Regions from separate parts of the Homo sapiens genome. Here region 1 is linked to region 2. Evidence: read pairs that join two places in POLR2A ChIA-PET (ENCODE). Cell type or tissue: OCI-LY7. All regions are shown on one strand. Links, peaks and the distances in the headings refer to the core of each region. The heading gives the core; the rest is flanking DNA.

What was found. Peaks named below come from ENCODE experiments on the same cell type or tissue, not always from the same donor. Only the 100,000 strongest peaks of a DNase experiment are listed, where the experiment ranks them.
Region 1: POLR2A ChIA-PET joins it to region 2 with 5 read pairs; 3 of 35 experiments call an interaction of 5 or more read pairs at or near these places.

Annotation. Positions count from the first base shown.
Region 1 is chr15:28,143,931-28,151,930 of GRCh38, reverse strand. HERC2 (HECT and RLD domain containing E3 ubiquitin protein ligase 2) reads left to right here. Exons shown (of 93, transcript NM_004667.6): 71 at 5,587-5,694; 72 at 7,127-7,258; 73 at 7,696-7,854; 74 at 7,940-8,000. Among named protein-coding and RNA genes, the nearest start is that of OCA2, 49 kb to the right of the region's middle. In OCI-LY7, for the core only: no CTCF peak of the experiment used is centred there; no DNase peak of the experiment used is centred there.
Region 2 is chr15:28,087,597-28,103,634 of GRCh38, reverse strand. OCA2 (OCA2 melanosomal transmembrane protein) reads left to right here and starts at 4,320. Exons shown (of 24, transcript NM_000275.3): 1 at 4,320-4,411. RefSeq lists an enhancer at 4,373-5,025. In OCI-LY7, for the core only: a CTCF peak has its summit at 4,676 (motif pointing left); a DNase peak (open chromatin) is centred at 7,454; H3K4me3 peaks cover 1,445 bases.

The DNA.
Region 1 (8,000 bases), core at 1-8,000, 52 kb before region 2:
AATACTTTCCTGTAAAGAGGCATTTCCCTTCATCCTGTAGTTAGTTGTTCAAGGTGCTGTTTGCCTGAGAAAGACAAGATAAAAGCTTGATTCTTTCTTCCATTTACCAGAGAATGAATTGGTTTCCTATTATTTCTTGAAGGTGACCTGTTTTTTTTTTTAATGTTATTATGAACTCATGGCTTGGAACATATGTGATTGTTTTACTCTATTGTTATTATCTTTGTTGAAGCTGAGATTATCCTGTTTCTAGACAGTGGCAGCCTCTTCAGTGTAGCTCCCGAAGTGATTCTGGTAGTCTTCAGTAGCGTCCAGGCAGTCTACACAAGGTGTCCTCGGTTTTTTGTAGGTTGCCACTCTTCACCTGGGGTCTGCCCTGGATTCTTTTGAGTTCATACTGATACTTAAAAATTTTTTCCTTTTATTTATTTTTTATATTTTATTTATGTATTTATTTGTTTAGAGATAGGATCTTGCTCTGTCATCCAGGCTGGAGTGCAGTAGTGCAATTATAGCTCACTGTAGCCTCGAATTCCTGGGCTCAAGTGATCCTCCTGCCTCAGCCTCCTGAGTAGCTAGGAGTACAGACACATGCCACCTTGCCTGGCTAATATGCTGATTCCTTCTACTCAAATTCAAAAGTATGGGGTCTGTACTTCTTCTGTTACATCTGTCTCTCCTTTCTTCCATATCAAATCCTGGTTCCAAGAGTGTTTGATAAAATATCTCATGATTTTTCATTTGCTTTACATAACCACATTTCATACACGACAGACTTAGGATATAATTTCAATACTGCCAACATCAGTATAATTACTGAAATTCTTAAAAATCTTAGAATATGCCCTAATTTTCTCGAATTTATTAAAATAATTATACTGCATCTACAAGAGCATAATAGCTGTTACATACTATACTTTCTTTCAGTCTTCAAGTCTTAGTTTTACTGACTGGTCCTCGTGGGGTCTGAAGTGGACTCTAGTGAATTCCTCATTAGTCCCTGAGATCAGACTTGTCCATGAGAGTTTTTGTCCTTCAAATTTGAAAGGTAGTTTTTCTGGATATTAAAGCCTTGGATCATGTCTTTTTCCTCTGTGAAAGTATGATAATGATAACATCTTTTCCCCTTAGAAGTCACGTGTGTTTTTTCAGTAATTTTACTAGAATATACGTTCGTGTGGCCATTCTCGGTGATGTTCTCGGTTAGTTAGAAGCCGCGTGTGTTTTTTCTGTAATTTCACTAGAATGTCTGTGTGGCCGTTGTTGGTGATGTTCTTGGTTAGGAGCCGTGTGTGTTTTTTTGGTAATTTCACTAGAATGTACGTTCGTGTGGCCATTCTCGGTGATGTTCTTGGTTAGAAGCCGCGTGTGTTTTTTTCGGTGATTTCACTAGAGTATACGTTCATGTGGCTGTTCTCGGTGATATTCTCGGTTAGAAGCTGCGTGTGTTTTTTTGGTAATTTCACTAGAATGTACGTTCGTGTGGCCGTTGTCGGTGATGTTCTCGGTTAAGCCAGTGTGTGTTTTTCGGTAATTTTACTAGAATGTGGGTTCATTCGGCTGTTCTCGGTGATGTTCTCTGTTAGAAGCCGCGTGTTTTTTCAGTAATTTTACTAGAATATACATTCGTGTGGCCGTCCTCAGTGATGTTCTCGGTTAGAAGCCGCGTGTGTTTCTTCGGTAATTTTACTAGAACGTACGTTCATGTGGCCATTCTCGGTGATGTTCTCGGTTAGCAGCCGCGTGCGTTTTTTTCGTGATTTCACTAGAATGTGCATTTGTGCGGCTATTCTCAGTGATGTTCTCGGTTAGGAGCCGTGTGTGTTTTTCGGTAATTTTACTAGAATGTGCGTTTGTGTGGCCGTTCTAGGTGATGTTCTTGGTTAGAAGTCACGTGTGTTTTTTTGGTAATTTTACTAGAATGTGTGTTCGTGTGGCCGTTCTCGGTGATGTTCTCGGTTAGGAGCCGTGTGTGTTTTTTGGTAATTTTACTAGAATGTGCGTTCGTGTGGCTGTTCTTGGTGATGCTCTTGGTTAGAAGTCGCATGTGTTTTTTTGGTAATTTTACTAGAATGTGCGTTCGTGTGGCTGTTCTCGGCGATGTTCTTGGTTAGAAGTCACGTGTGTTTTTTCGGTGATTTTACTAGAATATACATTGGTGTGACCGTTCTTGGTTGGAAGTCGCGTGTGTTTTTTCGGTAATTTTACTAGAACGTGCGTTCATGTGGCCATTCTAAGTGATGTTCTCGGTTAGAAGTTGCATGTATTTTTTCGGTAATTTTACTAGAATGTACGTTCGTGCAGCCGTTCTCGGTGATGTTCTCGGTTAGGAGCCGCGTGTGTTTTTTTGGTAATTTTACTAGAACGTATGTTGGTGTGGCCATTCTCGGTGACGTTCTCGGTTAGGAGCCGCGTGTGTTTTTTTGGTAATGTTACTGGAATGTATGTTGGTGTGGCCGTTCTCGGTGACGTTCTCGGTTAGGAGCCGCATGTGTTTTTTTGGTAATTTTACTAGAATGTATGTTGGTGTGGCCGTTCTCGGTGACGTTCTCGGTTAGGAGCCGCGTGTGTTTTTTTGGTAATTTTACTAGAATGTATGTTGGTGTGGCCATTTTCGGTGATGTTCTCAGGAGCTGCGTGTGTTTTTTCGGTAATTTTACTAGAACACGTGTTCGTGTGGCCATTTTCGGTGATGTTTTCAGTTAGGAGCTGCGTGTATTTTTCGGTAATTTTTCTAGAATGTGCGTTCGTGTGGCCATTCTTGGTGATGTTCTCGGTTAGAAGTCGCGTGTGTTTTTTTGGTAATATTACTAGATTATACGTTCGTGTGGCTGTTCTTGGTGATGTTCTCGGTTAGGAGTCTCGTTTGTTTTTTCGGTAATTTTACTAGAATGTACGTTTGTGCGGCCGTTCTCGGTGATGTTCTCGGTTAGGAGCCGTGTGTGTTTTTTTGGTAATTTTACTAGAATGTATGTTGGTGTGGCCGTTCTCGGTGATGTTTCAGTTAGGAGTTGTGTGTTTTTTCAGTAATTTTACTAGAATATACGTTTGTGTGGCCGTTCTCAGTGATGTTCTCAGTTAGAAGTTGCGTGTGTTTTATCAGTAGTTTTACTAGAATGTACGTTCGTGTGGCCGTTCTCGGTGATGCTCTCGGTTAGAAGCCGCATGTGTTTCTTCGGTAGTTTTACTAGAATGCGCGTTCATGCAGCCGTTCTCGGTGATGTTCTCGGTTAGAAGCCGCATGTGTTTCTTCGGTAGTGTTACTAGAATGTGCGTTCGTGTGGCCGTTCTCGGTTAGCAGCCGCATGTGTTTTTTTGGTGATTTCACCAGAATGTACGTTCATGCGGCCGTTCTCGGTGATGTTCTCGGGTAAGGGGTGCTCCTTTAGTCTGTCGTCCCAAGTCTGTTTTGCAGGACGTTCTCTTGAATTACAGTCTGCAGTGTTTGTTCTGTAGCCTTGCTTAGCAGTCTTTTCTGGGGACACTTGGTAACTCTCCATGCATTGCATAGTTCATGCCTTTTAGAGTTAATGTTGGTTACTTTCTCTTTCAAGTACTTTCTACCTCTGTTTCTTTTTTTAAAATTTCCTCCTTTTTTCCTATTTGTCTTAAGGTAGCATCTGCTGTGTTTATTTGATTTTACACTCTGTTTTAGTCTCCATTGGAATGTAGTTTTATTGTAATTCTGTCTTCAGCTTTATAAAATGTTTTGGTTTTTGTAAGTCTGATTTATGTGGTTCTTTCATGTCTTGTATCATTTTTCTAATTTCACTCAATTTGTTTTGAAATGTTCAGGGTTGATGTGTTTTGTGGGTGTATCTTTCTGGCCTGCTTTTATTGCCTGTGGGGATGTTATTTTGTTCCTTATTCTCACTTTTCTTTTTTTTTTTTTTGGAGACACAGTCTTGCTCTGTCACCCAGGCTGAAGTGCAGTGGTGTGATTCTGACTCACTGCAGCCTCGACCTCCCAGGCTCAAGCCGTCCTTCCCCATCAGCCTCCCGAGAAGCTAGGACTACAGGCTTGTGCTGCCACACTTGGCTAACTTATTTTTATTTTTTGTGGAGATGAGTCTCTCTGTGTTGCCCAATCTTGTCTCAAACTCCTGGGCTCAAGCAGTCCTCCCAGCTGGGCCTCCCAAAGTGTTGAGATCGTTACAGGTGTGAGCCACTGTACCCAGCCTATTCCCTTTTTCTAACAATAACTTTTTATTGTATTTGGTCTTATACTTTTATCTCACTCACTTTTTTTGTGAAATCATTTTTCTTCAACTTTTAGAATGAGGTGTGAGATTCAGAAAAGCTTTGTCACTTTGTCGCCCAGGTTGGAGTATGGTAGCACGATCGTGGCTCACTACAGCCCCAAACTCTGGGCTCAAGCGATCCCCCTTCCTTAGCCTCCTGAGTAACTGGGACTATAGGCCGTGCCCAGCTAATTTTTAAAATTTTATATTTTAAAATATATAATATATAATAAAATATATAGCCTGTTGTCCAGGCCTGTCTTTAACTCCTGAGCTCAAACAAGCTGCCTGCCTCGGCCTCCCGAAGTGCTAAGATTACAGGAGTGTACCACTACATCTGGCCCAGAAAAGCATTTTTAAACTTGAAGCTATTACTTCATGATAGAAATTTAAAGAACAAAGGGTATTTCTAGTCAGCCTTTTCCTAGACGAAAATCTTGTGACCCTTTTTCTCTTCTGTTTCTCTCTCGCTTTATATCTAGTCCACCAGCAAATCCTGTTTTCTCTGCTTTTAAAATATATTCCAAATTCAACCATTTTTCCCTCACTCTAGACATTCTGGGCTAGAGCACCGCGGGGTCTCACCCAGTTTATCATCCTAGCAACCACATACTAGCTGCCTCCCTGTGTTCCTGCTTCCACTCCCCACCTCCTGCGGCCCCCCCAGAATCAGCTCCCAACAGAGCATGCAGAGATAGTATCTTAAAACCAGTCCAAGCCTGTCAACCCTGTAACCGTAAGAGAGGACCTGAGCCCCTGCCCCACGTCCCTCCTTCTTCCCTCCTTCCTCCCCTGCCTCTTTCCCGGCCTCTCAGTGCCATCCTCTGCTAGATCTTCCAGCCTGAAGGAAAACTCTTGTGCCTCTGCTCGCACACCTCTCACACCAGATGTGCGGGTTCTCCACACCAAGCGGTTCTCCAGTTCTCTGGACACGCCAGAAGTTGAGGTGCTCCTCACCTCCAATGCCGCTCACTCCCCAGGTGACCCACAGCTGCCATCTGACTTGGCTGCACACTGGGCATTCCCACAGCCCCTGGTCAGTGTGATGTTCGCTGTAAAGCTTGATCAGGGGAGTGTGGTTGCAGTAGGAAAGTCTGCCCGGGAGTGACCGCACAAAACAAATTGGCCAAGTGGAAGTGTTTTCTGGCCTTCCAGTCCACAGACATGATCTTCAGTGGGGATGAGCTGGGGAAAGAGTGGTCAGTCTGAGATGCTTGTCTTTGAGGCCAGTTCTTTCTGACTTTCTGCTATTCATTAGCTGTTAAATGTGGTTTTAGTTTCACTGTTTCTACTTTGGGTGCTGATCTGGAGTGGTTGCTATGTTTTGTGCTTGCCTGTCCTTCAGGTGCAGAAGGACTCAGGGTAGAATTTGACCGGCAGTGCTCCACAGAGAGGCGCCACGACCCTCTCACAGTCATGGACGGCGTCAACAGGATCGTCTCCGTGCGGTCAGGTAAGGACAGGAGGTTGAGCAGGGCATGATCTACCCACCTGTGTCTCCGTAGACACAACCCTTCACATTTGTAGGACAGAATGCTGCCTTCGTATTCTCATGGAAGTCTTAAGGAAGGGACAATATGCTATTCAGCTGTGAAACACAGTGGGTTTGCTTGCCTCTTTCCCATACTTTTAAATACAGTAATTATCTGTGATGTATGTACCACATCCCTGTCGGATGGGCCCTGCCTCATCAGACAGTTGCAGAAGGTGCTGGAGACGTGTGAGGTGCCAGAGCTCGTGTAAGGTCATGGTTGGCATACTGCAGAGCTTCTTCAAAAGGTTTGTTTCTTACTGGCTGCAGTGAGGGCATGGCCATGTGTGGAGTGACTTCTGTATGTAGGTGGAGGCAGCCACATGTCCGGCTTATCTCTGCTGCTGGGCTCCATGAGGCCAGCTGGGACAGGTCAGGACCGTCTTTGGGTGCTTGTGAAATGGTCTTTTACCAAGTATTTTAGAATTGGCAGTGCAGGGGTGTGTGTATGCACCTTTTAAGACCTCTTTATCCTTCATCTCGAGTGTTTCCTGTAAAGGGCCAGGTAATGCAGCCTCTGTCATAACAACATGCAGACTGGATGCCAGAGAATGGGCGTGGCTGTGTCCCAGGAAAACTTTATTCACACAGTGTTACTTAGTTAAGTAAAGCTTTGCATGAAATGGTATGGTCCCAGTGGGCGTGGGTTTTTCTGGTGCTTTGACAGATGTCTGCCAGTGTAGTTTTCAGTAGTGTTGTTGGATGTGAGTTTTTCTGCATCCAGTGGAAAGCCTTTATGGGCCATCCCTGAGCTGCTGGCAGATGGTCCTTCTGAAGCAGAAATCTGGCAGGGTTCTCTTGGCCTTCTAAGATCCTGTAGATCTTAGGTGTAGTACACCACCGCTCCTGTCCACAGCAGCCAGGCCCTCTGCTCCCTCGAGGGCGGCCTACTCTGGGCCGTGCTGAACCACACACATAGGCCTTTTGTTGGGAGAGCTAGGGTTCTTCCTTCTGCTGCCTGGTCACCTGGTTGTATCAGAGCTTTCCCGGGAAATGTCCCCATGGCCCCTGGCCTGGTGTGTGCTGGACACCTGGAGGCCACTCACTGTATCCTGGCTGGTGGGGTCATTTCCCCACTGGGTGGTGGCTTCTGCCAGGGCAGTGTCTGCCCGCCTGCCGCAGTTTCCTGGGTACCTGGTACAGGGGCTGAATGCGTGTTTGCTGAAGAATGGTATGTATTAAAATGTGAATCCCAAGAGTGTTGTGTCACTGTGCACTTCGGCTTGGGAGAGCTTGGATTGGAGGAACTTGCTCTTCACACGTGACGGAAATCATTCTGCTTTGCGTCTAAGAAGGTTTGTGTTGATTGGATGATGGAGTGAAGCTAACCCCGGGGTGCGCTTTCCTCCCGCAGGCCGAGAGTGGTCCGACTGGTCCAGCGAGCTGCGCATCCCAGGGGATGAGTTAAAGTGGAAGTTCATCAGCGATGGGTCTGTGAATGGCTGGGGCTGGCGCTTCACCGTCTATCCCATCATGCCAGCTGCTGGTAAGGAAGGGGCTTATGGCGATCAAGGTTAGATGACTGGCTGTGGATTGTTTCTGGAGCAACAGGGACACGTGCACATGTCCACGTAGTGCCTGACAGCCTGCCTTCTGCTGTGTTGGAGTGAGTGCTCTCACAGGCCCTGCTGAGGCGTGGAACAGAACACAGATCTGTCCCAGCCATCCAGCTGTCAGGCTCACACTCCTCCTCACCTGGTGTGGAAGGAGTTGTTGCTGGTGCAGTTCTTAGGCTTTTGGTTTACAGTGGAAATGTGAGTGTGAAGAGCGAGTCTCACCGACTCGCAGTGGCATGCGTGGGCACACCAGCTGTTGCCTTCTGGTGGGTGGGGCTGGGTGGAGCCACCCTTGTTCGTTGGCGGCTTCTTATGGGGTGGTACCTAGCTTGTGAAACCCGGGGATGTTTACAGTGTTCATTCACAGGCCCTAAAGAACTCCTCTCTGACCGCTGCGTCCTCTCCTGTCCATCCATGGACTTGGTGACGTGTCTGTTAGACTTCCGACTCAACCTTGCCTCTAACAGAAGCATCGTCCCTCGCCTTGCGGCCTCGCTGGCAGCTTGTGCACAGCTGAGTGCCCTAGGTAAATGCCACCATTACAGTTACATCTGTCTTCCTGCTTGGAAGAAACCATCAGACTTCTGATACTTTCTCTCTGCTCATTTCAGCTGCCAGTCACAGAATGTGGGCCCTTCAGAGACTGAGGAAGCTGCTTACAACTGAATTTGG
Region 2 (16,038 bases), core at 3,602-11,601:
TACATCGAGGCTCACTCGGGCAGTGCCTTCTGTGGGTTTGCACGAATGTTTAATGCCCTGTATCCGCCTTACAGTATCATACAGACTAGGGCCGCTGCCCTGAAATCCCCTCCAGCTAGTCATCCCTCCGCTCCCCACTAGCTCCTGACAGCCACCAATGTTTTTACTGTCTCCATAGTTTTACCTTTCTAGAAAGTCATCTAGTTGGAATCAGGCAGTATGCAGCCTTTTCCGATTGGCTTGTTTTACTTAGTAATCTGCATTTAAGGTTCTTCTGTGTCTTTTCATGGCTTGATAACTCATTTCTTTTTAGCTCTGAATAATAAATATTCCATTGTCTGAATGTACCCTAGTTTGTTTATTCATTCACCTCCTGAAAGGCATCTTGGTTGTTTCCAAGTTTTGGCAATGACAGATAAAACTGCTATAAACACCCGTGTGCAGATTTTGGGTGAACATAAGTTTTCAAATCATTTAGGTAAATACCAAGGAACATTGGTTGCTGCATCATATTCTAAGAGTGTTTAGTTTTGTAAGAAACGGCCCAACTGTCTTCCAAAGTGGCTGTACCATCTTGCGGTCCCACCAGCAATGAATGGGAGTTCCTGTGACTCCACAGCTCATTACATTTAAACATGTCTTTAAAGTCCGGAATTTAAGTTCAGAAGGTAGCATCATGCCCTCATGTTATGCAGCTCCTGCCTCCTAAAGCCGTGGTAACTTTAAAACATGGCTCTGGCCGGGCGCGGTGGTTCACGCCTGTAATCCCAGCACTTTGGGAGGCCGAGGTGGGCGGATCATGAGGTCAAGTGATCGAGACCATCCTGGCCAACATAGTGAAACCCCATCTTTACTAAACACACAAAAATTAGCTGGGTGTGGTGGCGCCCACCTGTGGTCCCAGCTTCTCAGTAAGCTGAGGCAGGAGAATTGCTTGAACCCGGGAGGCGGAGGTTGCAGTGAGCCAAGATCACGCCACTGCACTCCACCCTGGCGACGGAGCAAGACTCCGTCTCAAAAACAGAAACAAACACAAAAAACATGGCTCCAATGTTCTTTGACATTCCTCCCCTCAAGAACTGGTGTCTGTGTCCTTCCTTGGGCTCCTTGACTGCTTGGCCAATAGAATATGGCAGAAATGACACCTGCCAGTCCTGGGTGCAGGCCCTAAGGAACTGGTGGCTTCTGTTTCCTGTCTCTTGGGCCCCAGCTGCCATGCTGTAAGGAAGTCCAAGAGCTGGTGCAGGGGCCACGTGGCAGAGCCGACAGACCCGCCCTAGAGTGAGCAAGTGCACCTCCGGATCCTCCAGACTCCAGTCATTTCCAGCTTTCACATTGCCCTGGCTGCAGTGGGGAGCAGACGAGCTGTTTCCACTGTGCCTTTCTGAATTCCAGACCCGCAGGATCTGGGAACTTGACAGAATGCTTGCTGAATCAAGCCAACTTCGGGCAGGGGTGGGTGCATAGGGTTTGTGGGCTGAACCATGGCAGGAACAGGCAGAGACTGGGGACTGCAGAGGCCTGCACAGCAGGTGGCCCCGGGGACCCCTGGGGAAGGATTCATAAAGGGAAGCTGTAGACAGATTTCCCCATGACGGGGCTGGAGGGCTGGGCTGGGAGGCGCTTTCTTCTCTCTGGATGCTGTGGTCTGGGGAGGCAGCGCTTTCCTGCACCCTCAGGCCTGCCCAATTCTGAGAGCTTCTCACTTTCCTGGACCATTGTCCTCTGAGTCACAACTGCCTGTCCAGGGCAAGAAGCCAAGGGTGCCTTCACTGGGTCACCCACAAACATAAAATATGCACATACACGTACACAAAAGCGACACCGCATCCCAGCCCTCTGCTTGGAAATAGCCACCTTTGGCTTTTATATCTGATTCCAATGGTGCTGTTCTTTGCCAAGAACATTTAGGGGGACCTTATTTTGGGATTTCCTTCTGGAATTTCCTTGGCCAGCCAAAAAAGTATAATTCTATATCATATCTTGTTTGGGACCCAAATCTTCATGCTCAGGAGAAACCACATCATTTCTGAGACTGGCCCCAATCACTTGTAACTGAAGAAGCACGGTGCCCCTTGAAGGCAAGTTTGGCTGTTCGAGTCACACACAGGCTTCCATTGATGCATCTGCAGGCAACACTCACTCTCAGCCACCAGGAAAGGAAACCCCATCTGGCCCTGAGGGTCAATCAACCAAGGGGACTGATTGACGGCAGCTAAGAAGCCCAGAGACAGTGAGCATGTGGCTGTGCTGGGTGTGGGTGCCTGTCGGCTCGCGGGGGGGCTTTGTCACCCCTCAGCTGCCGCCAGGGCTGGGACACATAGATTTGGCTCACCCGAGCCAGTCCCTGGCATGGAAGTTGGGTTTCCTCCATTACTGTGGCCACTCAGGGTCTATCCCTGGAGCTGGGGTAGGGTTGCTCCTTCCCCATACATTCAGCAGTTACACAAAAACAACTGTGACCTGCAAGGCACAGAGAGCCACACGCTTGGCCGCAGCTGTCCTGCTGGCGTTTCAAAGCCCGCATTTCGACAGATCTGCGTGCACACCAAGAGCCTTCTGCCCACTCAGGGAGCCTCCCCCGGGCTCTGTGCCCCAGCCCCTTCCCGCCCTGTAACAGTGTCCCTGAGGCACTGGGAGGGGAGCAGGTGCAGTGATGAGCGAGGAGGAGACAGTATTTCTGGGACGGGAACTGGTGCATCGGTGGTCACAGGCTCCCTGGAGCCGCCATCCCACAAGGATGGGGGTCACCATGCAGGCTGCTTGCCAGCCATATCCACACCTAACGCACACGGCGGTCTGAACTGAGGGGTCTGCACATGCGACAGTGAATGTGGTCTCAGAGATCTCGGGCTCTCCTGCTGTCAGGGCCCTGGCTGGGAACTTCAGTGTCCTGGAGCCTGCCATGCCGAGGACATCCTCGGTCCCTGCTACCAGGGCAACCCCTGGCCCACCCTGTGGCTGTGCAATGTGCTCTGTTATAAGGCATGAGATCTCTTTCAGCTCTGCTGTTACACTGTGGATGGAGCCTCTTACTTCCTGCCAATTCCTGTGCAGGGCCTGGCCACTGCAGCTGTGTGTGTGTCTGTAGCTGTGTTGTCTCCATGTGTTTGTGCGTGTATCTGTGTGTGTGTCTGTATCTGTGTGTGTATCTGTGTGTGTCTGTGCGTATATCTGTGTTTGTATATCTGTATATGTGTATCTGCGTGTGTGTCTGTGCATGTATCTGTGTGTGTGTCTGTATGTGTCTATGTATCTGTGTATCTCTGTGTCTGCGTATCTGTGTGTCTGTGTATCTCTGTGTGTAGATCTCTGTATCTGTGTGTATCTGTGCATGTGTGTATCTGTGTGTCTGTATCTGTGTGCCTGTGTATATCTGTGTCTGTGTATCTCTGTGTGTGTCCGTGTGTGTATCTGTGTGTGTCTCTGTATCTCTGTATCTGTATGTATCTCTGTATCTGTATCTGTGTGTCTGTACCTGTGTCTGTGTATCTGTGTCTGAGTATCTGTATATATTTGTGTGTGTCTGTGTATCTGTGTCTGTGTGTATATCTGTGTATCTGTGTGTATCTCTGTGCCTGTGTGTGTGTCTCTGTGTATCTGTGCATGTGTCTGTGTGTATCTGTGTATGTGTGTCTGTGTATCTGCATGTGTCCTTGTGTGTCATCTGTGTATCTGTGTCCTGTATCTGTGTGTCTGTGTATTGCTGTGTCTCTGTGTGTGTCTCTGTGTATGTGTATCTGTGTATCTGTGTCTGTGTATATCGTGTCTATCTCTGTATCTGTGTGTGTGTCTGTGTGTATCTGTGTGTGTCTGTGTATCTGTGTGTGTCTGTGTATCTCGTGTGTGTGTCTGTGCTGCAGGAGGGGCTGTCGGCAAGTGTAACCTTGGCGTCCTAGCTGGAGGGCCTCTCAGTGCCCGCTGGGAGAGCTCTGAAGGGAACAGAATGTTCACTGAGCATTTCCCCGTTCTTGTTCATAGGGAAAAGCCTGTCCGCAGTCCTGGGCCGCCTCTTTAGAGGTAAAGCTGGAAACTATCCCCGCGGAGAGCGCTGTCGGGGACGCCGGGGCGGCGTGGCCTTAGACGGAGCTGCTCTCAGCCCGCGCCGCCGGGGGCTGGGGAGCTGAGGGGCCGGGGGTGCGGAGCGGGCGAGCTGTGGGCGGGGCCATGTGGGCAGCTTTGTGGGCGTGGCCGGGAGGGGCGTGCTACGGGCGTGGCCGCACTGTGGGCGGGGCCGAGTGGGGAGTGCTGTGGGCGGGGCCGGGCCGGGGGCGTGCCTGGGTGGGGGACCCGCTGCGGGAGCGCCGAGCTCCCTCTGAGTTCTTACTTCGAAGGCTGTGCTCCGCTCACCATCCAGAGCGGAGGTGCGGACCTTAAACTCACTCCTGGAGAAAGATCTGCAAGTGCGCAGGTAAAGTGCACGTGCTCCGCGGTCGGGAGGAAGGAGGCGAGGAGCCAGACTAGCCTGGGAACAGGCAGGGAGGGTTTACACAGCCCCGGCTGAGTCGCGGCTTAGGAAGCAAGGCAAGTTCCCCTAAAGGTTAGTGTGCACAGACGGGTGCGACGGAGCCGACCTAGCGCGGCTGAGTCCGCCTGGGCCTGCAGCAGCTGCCCCCTGAGCACCCCCTCCGGCTCTCTGCCAGGCGACCCAGGAAAAAGTCGCCCCCTGGTGGGCCATGAGGTCATGGGTGGGGGGAGTTTGGAAAGGTTCAGACAGCAAATGTTCCACTTGAACTCCAGGGCAGCATCTGGCACTGCGGGGCCTCCTAGCCATGAGCCGTGGTCAGGCGTTTCCTTAGAATGGAATGCACTGGAGTGAAAACACTAAATCCCTCAAAGCTGCTTCTCTTTACTGTGGTCACACACAGTGAAATCAATGGGCATTAGTGCAGCTAGCTCTTTTCAAGGACACAATGTTAAGCACAGGAAGCCTGGTATGTGGACGCTCTGGGTTTGCAGAACCAGGCAGGGGCCAGGGGCTCAGGACAAGTGCCCGGTGCTCCCTTCCCATTGGGCGAATCAGAGCCTGGGGCCCGGCGGTGAAGCTCCCCAGGTGACTCTAATGTGCAGTGCACTTTGAGGAGCACTACTTAGACCAATGTGACAGTCTACAATGTGTAGATTTAGGGTGAGTGATTCTGAGGAAAAGAAACCCGAGGCTGTTAGCAGTTGTGGGCAGCTGCTGTCTACCTAAACCAGCTGCGGTTTGCTTGCTTGGTGAGCCTGAGCTTCGCGGGGCGGGCATGGCATCTGCCATCCAGGACCCTGGGACGGGGCCTGCCAGGGCAAGGAGCTGAGCATTGAACGCATCTGGGGATAACTATCTCTCATAGAAGAACTAATGAGGATTGAACCTGAACACAGAGATGAAAGAGCTGAGTAGACTGCAAAGAATTGCACAAAAACTGCTTGTTCTGCAAATTTAGTTTACAACAATTTGAGTGCAGTTCACATTGGTGTAATGTGATTTAGGATCATAAGTCCCTAAAGTTTCATTACACTGATGAAAAGCAAATGCCTATACTGTTCTTGTTTTATGAGAAGAACGCAACCTCCAGCCCCTGGAGCAGCTGAGATCTGAGGATATCAGGAATACCAGGAATGGGGAGGTCCTGGCTGTCCCTGGAAACCCAGCGGCATGACACCTGTGTCACCTGGGTCCCCGTTTCTATGCTGGAGTGGCAGGCAGCAAGGAAATATTTTGAGTTTGAGGCCATATGCATTTTGGAAAGATCACTGTGGCTGGGGGGTTGGGAGCAGCTGGGGAGTTGAAGAAAGCCACTGCCAAGGCCTTCCCACTGAGTGTGGTTGCCAGGCCGGGGCAGGGAAGCACTGGTGAGCTGCAGGGGGGATTCCCAGTTGGTGATGGGTGATGGATGGTGGGATCAGTGGGCCCCTGGGAAAGGCCAGGTGTGGCTTCAGCACTCTGGGAGTTTTGGGTACCTTTATGTCTAGGGACACAAAGAGGTAGATGGACACAGTGGTTTGAGCTGCAGAAGAGAGTTGGGCGGCCACCTGTCCACAGGTGAGGATGAGGTTTCTTGGGAGAGTAGAGAGAAAGGGGAGGCTTTTAACTGTTAGTAGTGGAAAGATGGCTTGCAATGGAGATAAAGGCTACCACAGAGGGGAGGAAAGCCCAGAGCCTGGAGGCCAGGGGGCAGGATCTGGGGCAGGGGCTGACCCAGTGTGGCATTCTCCATATGCTGGAAATGTGAGAAGAGACTCCACAAGCCGGAGCTCCCTCAGCTCCTTGGGGCCGCTGGCTCTACCAGCTCACTCGCTGGTTGTTGGGTTTCCGCAGTTTCCATTTGGGGTTCTGTCACTGACCTGCAGGCAGCCGGCTTGTCGCGGGCTGTGGCTCTTGCGCCGGCCACCCGCGGGACCCGCGCAGTTTCGGCGGAGCGCGGCGGGGTCCGTGTGGGTCCGACCCGTGGGGAGGTGTGGCTGGCGCGCCTGTGCTCTCGGCCCGGCCACCCACTGAGGCGCCAGGAGGCGCATTCCGCAGGGCGGCGGGGAGCAGGTCCGGTGTTTCGAGGAGCATGGGACACAGTTTCCAAGCTGGCCTGCAGGATGGGCGAAGGGACACCGAACTACAGCGGCACAGCGCCGGGCCAAACTGCCCGCAGCTGGGGTAGCAGAGGAGGCTTGCGGCAGCGGCGCCGCGGGGAGGGGTCCTGGCCCCGGGCTGGGAGCGGGGCTGGGCGGCCGCGTGCCCGGCTGCGCGTTTGCTGGCGCTGCTCGTTTCTCCCCGAGAGGTGCGCCTGGCCTGCCGCGGGGCCGCCAGTCCCGGGGGGCCCTGCGAACGCGGCCCTCGGCAGAGCCCACCCGCGGCCTCCCGAGGCCCTCTCCCGGGCCCCGCCCCTCCTCCCAGGCTGGAAGGAGGCGTACTCTTTCAAACAAGAACAGAAAACGGATGGAAAGCCACGATGTTTGGCTTAACGTTCTAGAAGCTTTTAACCAAGTTCACATGTTGAAAAATCCACCTGAAGGGATATACGGTCACACTCGCGGTCTCGGTCCAGGCCCGAAGTGGGGTGGGGGCACCGCACCCTACACTGCCCTCAGCGGGACACCCCTGTCTCAGCCCAGGACCGGCTGAGGAGGAGGCTGACCCCTGGACGGGCTTCTTCAGGCCTTCTTGGCCGCAGGGCTTCTCCTGCCCCCTCCCTGGGATCCGGGAACTAGAAGGAATGCTTCAAATGCAACGGTCACAGCATCGCTCCTGCGGACACCGCCAGGCTCCCGAGACACGGCTACGCCTCCGGCTCACAGTCACGCCCGACACAGACAGACCACCTCCAACGAAAAGCCACGCCCCCGGAGACACGACCACACCTCGGAGACAGGCCATGCCCCCGGAGACACTACCAAGCCCCAGAGACACGACCACGCCCCAGGAGACACAACCACGCCCCGGAGACAAGCCATGCCCCCAGAGACACGGCCACGCCTTGGAGACAAGCCACGCCCCCGAGACCAGCCACCTCCCGGAGACACGACCACGCCCCGGAGACAAGCTACGCCCCCGGAGACACATTGACGCCTTTGCAGACGCAGCCAGGCCCCCGGAGAGAAGGGCCGTGCTCCGAGAGACACAGCCATGCCCTGTGGACCCAGCCAGGCCCCTGCAAGCATAGCCAGGGGCGGTTTCTCGCTCAGAGGGACGCCTTGGGGCTGAGCAGCGCATTAGGGACGATTTGGGGCCAAGCAGCGCTTTGTGGGGAGGGGAGCGTTCAGTGACGGGTGTTTTCTCTGGATGTTAGACACTGTCCACCAGAGGGGAGTTGGCTGCAGAGGGACTGCCTTTCAACAGCCAAATTTTCACCTCAGCGCCTAAACCTGGTGCTTCTCGTTCCTTGCCGGTATTATGTCAGATATTTAAAGAACTCGAAGAACAATGTTCTTTTTTTTTTTTTTTTGAGACAGTTTCGTTCTTGTTGTCCAGGCTGGAGTGCAATGGCGCCATCTCGGCTCACCGTCACCTCCACCTCCCTGGTTCAAGCGGTTCTCCTGCCTCAGCCTCCCGAGTAGCTGGGATTACAGGCACGCGCCACCACGCCCGGCTAATTTTTGTATTTTTAGTAGAGACGGGGTTTCTCCATGTTGGTCAGCCTGGTCACGAACTCCTGACCTCAAGTGATCCGTCCGCCTTGGTCTTTCAAATTGCTGGGATTACAGGTGTGAGCCACCGCGCCCGGCCACAATGTTCTTAAGATTTACGAAGAAGCTGTTTTCCACACGCTGTTGATCGCCGCCACTGTGAAGTCGGCGTGCGGCGCCTGCTGCCGGCTGTCGTTTCACAGGGGCGGGGTGGGAGGGCCGCGGTCCCCCGGGCGCACCCGGGCGGGGAGTGCGCAGGGCGGCCTGGCTGGGCCACTCCTGCCCTCCCGCCGGGCGCCAACCGGGGATCCGCCAGCTCGAGCTCTGCTCCGAGTCCCGCAGACCCACCATGCCCGGAGCACTCAGCCGTGCGGCCACGGGCGTGCCAGTACCAGCGGGAAAGGCCGGGGCTGCCTGGACCTGGGCAGGAGGCGGTGACCCGGCCTAGCTTGAGCGCCGGCAGCACCGCTCTCTTGGCTGCTGCTCATTCACACCCGCAGGCCTGGAGCCTTTTCTTGGGCCGAGCAGGTGACCCAGGCTCCTGTACGCAGTGGAGAAGGGCCCAGGCGTGGAACGCCGTCCCCTTCCCGGCAGGGCAGGTGTCAGGACCACGCCCGGCGCCGCGCCCTGGCCTCTGTCGGTCCTGGCACCGGTGCCGTCGCCCCACTCCGCCCTGGGCACGGCTGCGGGAGGCGGGGCTCGGGCAGGCTTGGTGAGCGTCTGGCGCGCTCTGAAGGCCACGGCACGGCGGGGCGTTGAGGGCCTCGGAGAGAACGGTGCTGGCAGCAGGGGCGGCAGGAGGGGCCCGGGCCCACCCCCACCTCGCAGGGCCCGAGTTCGGGGGCACGGTTGCAGGCAGAAAGAGCGCAGAGCCGGAGAGAGGGCCGGCAGTAGCCCACACGAACGATTTGGGGTTGAGTGTGAGGACTGGAAGGTTCCACCGACTCTGAACCATCTATTTTTTTTTTCTAAAAATAAGCCACAACTATCTATTTTTTCTTTCTAAAATTTGGTGACTTCGGTGTGAGTCTTGCTTGGAAGGAGGGTCCTGGGCGCCATCGCGGGGAGGACCTGGAGGGGTGGGTTGGGGCTGTGGCATACTCCGCCCTGTGCCGCCGGCTTACAGCTCCCCTACCCCTCTCCCGCCAGCTGCAGGTGTCCCTACGGGCGGGAGCTCTGCCCAGGGTGGCCCTGCCCTAGGCAAGTCAAGCGCATGGGGCCCAATAAAGCAAAGCCAGGCTGAAGCTGTGGTTCCCGTGAGAGTGCAGCCACGGGCTGGGGTGAAGGGAGGGTCACCCCAGAGGACGGGCTGTGTGCTAGTGTGTTGGGGTCCCCCAGAGGTAGGCTGTGTGCTAGGGTGTTGGGGTCCCCTAGGAGACAGGCTGTGTGCTAGGGTGTTGGGGTCCCCTAAGGGACAGGCTGTGGGATTGGAGTGCTCCATCATCTGCATGAGAGGCGATGACCAGGTGGGACTAGGAGGAGTTAGGATGTGTTTGGAAGAACTGGATGAGGAATGTGTGAGAAAGAGGGAGAGTTCTGGGTGAGCAGAGGCCTCTGTCTCCCAGGGAAGAGGCAGGAAGTGAGGTGGAACGAGAGCCCCTACTCAACCCCGGACAACCACTAACCTGTTCCCCATTGATATAACTTTGCCGTTTCAAGAATGTTGTAGTCATGGAATCAGAGTAAATAGTCTGTTGGAACTTGCTTTTTTTCACTGAGGATTTTCACTCTGGATTCCTCTACGTTGCTGTGTATGAATTGTCTGTTCCTTTTGATTGTGGCGTGGTCTTCCCGGCATGCATGCACCGCAGCCTATTTCACACTCCCCTACGGACAGACGGCTGCGTGGCTTCCAATTTTTCATATAGCTTCTATGACCATTTGCGTGTAGGGTTTTGTGTGAATGAAAGTTTCATTTCTCTGGGATTAATGTCCAGGAGTGCAATTGTTGGCTGGTAGTTGCAATTTTAGTTTTTTTTTAAAAACTGTCAAACTGCTTTCCAGAGTGGCTGTACAATTTTACATTCCCATTGGTGATGCAGGAGTGAACCACCCTCTCGAGTCCTAGGCAGCTGGCGGTGTTGTCTCTGTTTTCTTTTTTCTTTCTTTCTTTTTTTTTTTTTGAGACGGTGTTTTGCTCTTGTCGCCCAGGCTGGAGTGCAGTGGCTCACTGCAACTTCCACCTCCTGGTTTCAAGTGATTCTCCTGCCTCAGTCTCCTCGGTAGCTGGGATTACAGGCGCCCGCCACCACACCTGGCTAATTTTTGTATTTTTAGTAGAGGCGAGGTTACACCATGTTGGTCAGGCTGGTTTCGAACTCCTGACCTCAGGTGATCTGCCTGCCTCGGCTTCCAGGTGTGAGCCACTGCGCCTGGCCTGTTTTCTATCTCAGCCTTTCTGATAGGTGTGCAGTGATAGCTCATAGTTTTAATTTGCATTTCCCTAATGGCTCACGATCTTGAATGTCTTCTCACGTGCTTAGTTGCCGTGTGCATATCCTCCTTAGTGAAATCTTTGCCCATTTTACTTTTTTTTTTGTTTACTTTTGAATTTTGAAAATTGTTTAGGAGTGGTGAGAGGGAACATTCTTGCCTTGTCTTCCTGAGAAAGCTTCAGGTTTCTCACCATTAGGCGTAATGTTAGCTCTATGTCTTTTGCAGATGTTCTTTAATAGGTCTGAGGAAGTTCCTCTCTATTCCTAGTTTTCTTAGAGTTTTTGTTTTATCATGCATAGGTGTTGGATTTTGTTAAATGCTTTTTCTGCATCAATTGATATCACCATGTGATTTTTCTTCTTTAGCTTTTAATATGGTAGATTACATTGCTTGATATTTTTCACAGTTCTATTGAGATTATAATTAAATACCATATAATTCACCCATTTAAAGTGTACAAATTCATACCTGTAATCCCAGGACTTTGGGAGGCTAAGGTGAGAGGATCACTTGATCCCAGGAGTTTGAGACCAGACTGGGCACCATAGTAAGACCCCATCTCTACTAAAAATAAAAAATTAGCTGAGTGTGGTGGTGTGTGCCTGTGGTCCCAGCTACTTGGGGGCTGAGGTGGGAGGATCACTGAGCCTGGGAGGACAAGACTGCAGTGAGGCGTGATTGCACCACTGCACTCCAGCCTGGTTTACAGAGAGAGACCCTGTTTCAAAAAAAATGTACAATTTAATGTTTTTTTTCAGTATATTCACTGAGTTGTGTGACCATCACCATGATCAATTTTAGAGCATTTTTATTAACCCAAGTGAAACTCCACATTCATTAGCATTTGTTCTTCATTTCCCTCCAACCCTATCCCCTCCCCTAGCCATAAGCAGCAACTAATTTATTTTATTTTATTTCCCTATGGATTTACCTGTTCTGAAGATTTTATATATACATGGAGTCAGGCAATATGTGGCCTTTTGTGACTAGCTTCTTTCACTGAGCATGTTTCCAAAGGTTATTCATGTTTTAGCATGTGTCAGACACCATTCATTTTTATTGTCAAATAATCCACTGTGTGTATATACCACATTTTATTTATTTAGTAATGGACATTTGGGTTGTTTGTACTTTTGTTTTTTTGAGATGGAGTCTTGCTCTGTCACCCAGACTGGAATGCAGTGGCACGATCTCAGCTCACTCCAACCTCCGCCTCCTGGATTTAAATGATTCTCCTGCTTCAGCCTCCCAAGTAGCTGGGGTTACAGGTGCCCATCACCATGCCTGGCTAATTTCTGTATTTTTAGTAGAGACGAGGTTTCGCCGTGTTGGCCAGGCTGGTCTCAAACTCCTGACCTCAAGTGATCCTCCTGCCTCAGCCTCCCAAAGTGCTGGGATTACAGATGTGAGCCACCGTGCAGGGCCGGGTGCTTTCCACTTTTAGGGTATTATGACTAATGATCCTATTAATGTTATTGTACACATTTTTGTGTGGACATATGTTTTCATTTCTCATGGGCATATTCCTACAAGTGGAATTGCTAGGTCATATGGTAGCTCCATGTTCAACATTGATTGATTTTTGAACATTGAACCAGCCTTGCATTCCTGGAACAAACCCTACTTAGTTATGTGTGTAGCTCTTTTGATATATTACTGAATTCCCTTTGCTAATATTTTGTTAAAGATTTTTGCACCATATTCATAAGAGATATTGGCCTGTAGTATTTTTTCTTTGTACTGTATCTGATTTTGGTATCAGGGTAATATTGTCTTCATAAAACTCACTGATGAGGTATACCTCATTTTCTATTTTCTGGAAGAGATTGTATAGAATTGGTGTTAAATGTTTGGTAGAATTCTCTAGTGAAACCATCTGACCCTAGAGATTTCTTCTGTAAAAATTCAAATTTAATTTACTTAATAGAAATTACAGAGCTATTGACATTACCCATTTTATATTGGGTGAGTTATAGTAATTTGTGCTTTTTGAGGAATCACTAAGTTTTCCAAGTTATGTATGTAAAGTTGTAAAATGGCAATCTGATATACCACTATTATTCTTTGATGTCTTCAGGGTCTGTAATGGTATTTCCTGTTTCACTCCTGACATTAATAACTGTCATTCTGTTTTTTTTCTTTGCCAGTCTTGCTAGAGGATTGTTAATTCCATTGATATTTTCAAAGAAGTAGCTCTTGGTTTCATTGATTTTTTTCTACTGTTTTTGTTGATTTGTTTTCTATTTCACTGATTTTTAATCTCAGCTTCATTATTTCTCATTTCTGCTTGCTTTGGGTTTATTTTCCTCTTCTTTTTCTAGGTTCTTGAGATGAGAGCTTATATTATTTTTGAGACTTGCTCTCCTTTTGATACCAGCATTTATGCTGTAAATTTCCTCCCATCACTGATTTAGCTGTGTTCTGTCAATTTTGATATGTTATATTTTCACTTTCATTCAGTTCAATATAATTCTGATTTCCCTTGAGACTTTCTTTTTGAATCCTGGATTATTTGGAAGTATGTTTAATTTCTAAGTGTGCAGATTTTCCTCCTCTCTTTTTGTTACTTATTTCTGATTCGATTGCATTGTGGCTACAGAATACTCTGTGTGATTTCAATTCTTTTAAATTTGTTGAGGTTTGGTTTATGGTCCAAAGTGTAGTCTATCTTGGTGTATGTTCTGTAGGCACTTTGTAAGAATATTCTGCTGTTGTTGGATGGAGTGTTCCATAAATATTGATTATATTCTATTGGTTGATGGTGTTGTTCAGTTCTTCTATAACTGCACTGATTTTCTGTCTAGTTCTATTAATTGCTGAGAGATAAATGTTTAAGTCTCTAACTATAAAACTATACTATAAATGTGTCTTTCTCCTTTTAGTTCTATTAGTTTTTGTGTTAGATATTTTGCAGCTCTGTTGTTTTGTGCATATGTGTTTAGGATTTCTATGTCTTCTTGGTAAAGTGACCTTTTTATCACTACAAGATGTCTCTCTCTGTGCCTGGTAATTTTCTTTGCCTTGAAGTTTAGCATATATTACGTGAATATAACCGCTCCTACTTTCTTTGGATTGATGCTTGAATGATATATCTTTTTCCATCCTTTTACTTGCACCCTACCTATATTGTTATTTAATTTTATTTTTCAACTTTTATTTTAGATTTGGGGCTACATGTGCAGGTTGTTACAAAGGCATGTTGTGTGACACTGAGGTTTGGTGTACCACTGAACCTGTCACCCAGGTAGTGAGCACAGTCCTCAATAAGTAGTTTTTCAAGCCTTGACCTCCACCCTCTTTCCCTGCTCCAGTAGTCCCCAGTGTCTGTTGTTCCCATCTTTATGTCCATGTGAACCCATATACTGTTATTTTAGAAGTAAATTTCTTATAGACCTTGCATAGTTGAGTCATATTTTTAAATTCACTCTGCCAATCCGTCTTTTAGTTGATGTATTCAGACCATTTACATGTAATGCATTTTTTTCTGATATGTTAGGGCTATGGGTAAATTGAACATTTTTTTTAGAATTCCATTTTGATTTGTTGTTGCGGGAAGTCAGGGACCCCGAATGGAGGGACCAGCTGAAGCCATGGTAGAAGAACATAAATTGTGAAGATTTCATGGACATTTATTAGTTCCCCAAATTAATACTTTTATAATTTCTTACACCTGTCTTTACTGCAATCTCTTTACATAAATTGTGAAGATTTCATGGACACTTATCACTTCCCCAGTCAATACCCTTGTGATTTCCTATGCCTGTCTTTAATCTCTTAATCTCATCATCTTTGTAAGCTGAGGATGAATGTCACCTCAGGACCCTGTGATGATTGCGTTAACTGCCCAAATTGTTTAAACAATATGAAATCTGGGCACCTTGAAAAAAGAACAGGATAACAGCAATGTTCAGGGAGCAAAGGAGATAACCTTAAAGTCTGGTGGCCTGTGGGCCGGGAGGAACAGAGCCATATTTCTCTTCTTTCAAAAGCAAATAGGAGAAATATCGCTGAATTCTTTTTCTCAGCAAGGAACATCCCTGAGAAAGAGAATGTGTCCCTAAGGGGAGGCCTCTGGAATGGCCACTTTGGGGACGTCTGTCTTTTACGGTTGTCGATGAGGGATGAAATAAGCCCTGGTCTCCCGTAGTGCTCCCAGGCTTATTAGGATGAGGAAATTCCCACCTAATAAATTTTGGTCAGACCGATTGTCTGCTCTCAAACCCTGTCTCCTGATTAAGATGTCATCAAAGACAACATGTGCCTGAAACTTCATTAGCAATTTTAATTTTGCCCTGGTCCTGTGATCTCGCCCTGCCTCCATTTCCCTTGTGATATTTTATTACCTTGTGAAGCATGTGATCTCTGTGACCCACACCCTATTCATGTACTCCCTCCCCTTTTGAAAATCACTAATAAAAACTTGCTGGTTTTACGGCTCAGGGGGCATCACGGAACCTACCGACATGTGATGTCTCCCCTGGATGCCCAGCTTTAAAATTTCTCTCTTTTGTACTATTTCCCTTTATTTCTCAGACCAGCCGACACTTAGGGAAAATAGAAAAGAACCTACATGAAATATCGGGGGTGAATTTCCCCCGATAATTTATCCATAATGTTTCTTGGTGTATCTCTTTTAAAGTCATTGTTCTAGGTATTAAAGTATATATACATGTTACTTGTCACAGTCTACTGATGCCATCATTTTATCAGTTTGAGTAAAATCAAGAAAACGTACCTCCTTTTACATCCTTTACCTCTCTCATTTGTTATAGAATTGTCTTGATGATTCCCTCTGCATACATTAATAAACACATCAAGGAGTGTTAAAATTTTTGCTTCAAACATTCAACAGAATTTAGGAAAATCAAGAGGAGAGGGAAAACATATTTACCTACGTATAAATGTTATTCAATAGCATGCTATCAACAGTAGATGACAGAATTATTTCCATTAAGCACTTGCATTCTCTGAATGAAAACAGCACATGATGCATCTGTTAAGAATCTTGCTTGGACTTACCTTTTTTTTTTTCCTTTGAGATGCAGGTTCGCTTTCGCTGCCCAGGCTGGAGTGCAATGGTGCAGTCTCAGCTCACTGCAACCTCTGCCTTCTGGGTTCAAATGATTATCCTGCCTCAGCCTCCCAAGTAGCTAGGATTACAGGTGTCTGCCACCACGCCTGGCTATTTTTTGTATTTTCAATAGAGATGGGGTTTCACTATGTTGGCTAGGCTGGTGGCAAACTCCTGACCTCAGGTGATCCACCCACCTCGGCCTCCCAAAGTGCTGGGATTACAGGTTGTGAGCCACCGTGCCCAGCCTGGACTTACTTTTTATTTTATTATTATTTTTTGAGATAGGGTCTCACTCTGTCACCCAGGCTTGAGTGCAGTGGCACAATCCTGACTCACTGAAGCCTCGACTTTCCTGGCTCAGGTGATTCTCCTACCTCAGCCTCCTGAGTAGCTGGGACTATAGGCATGCACCACCATGCCTGGCTAAG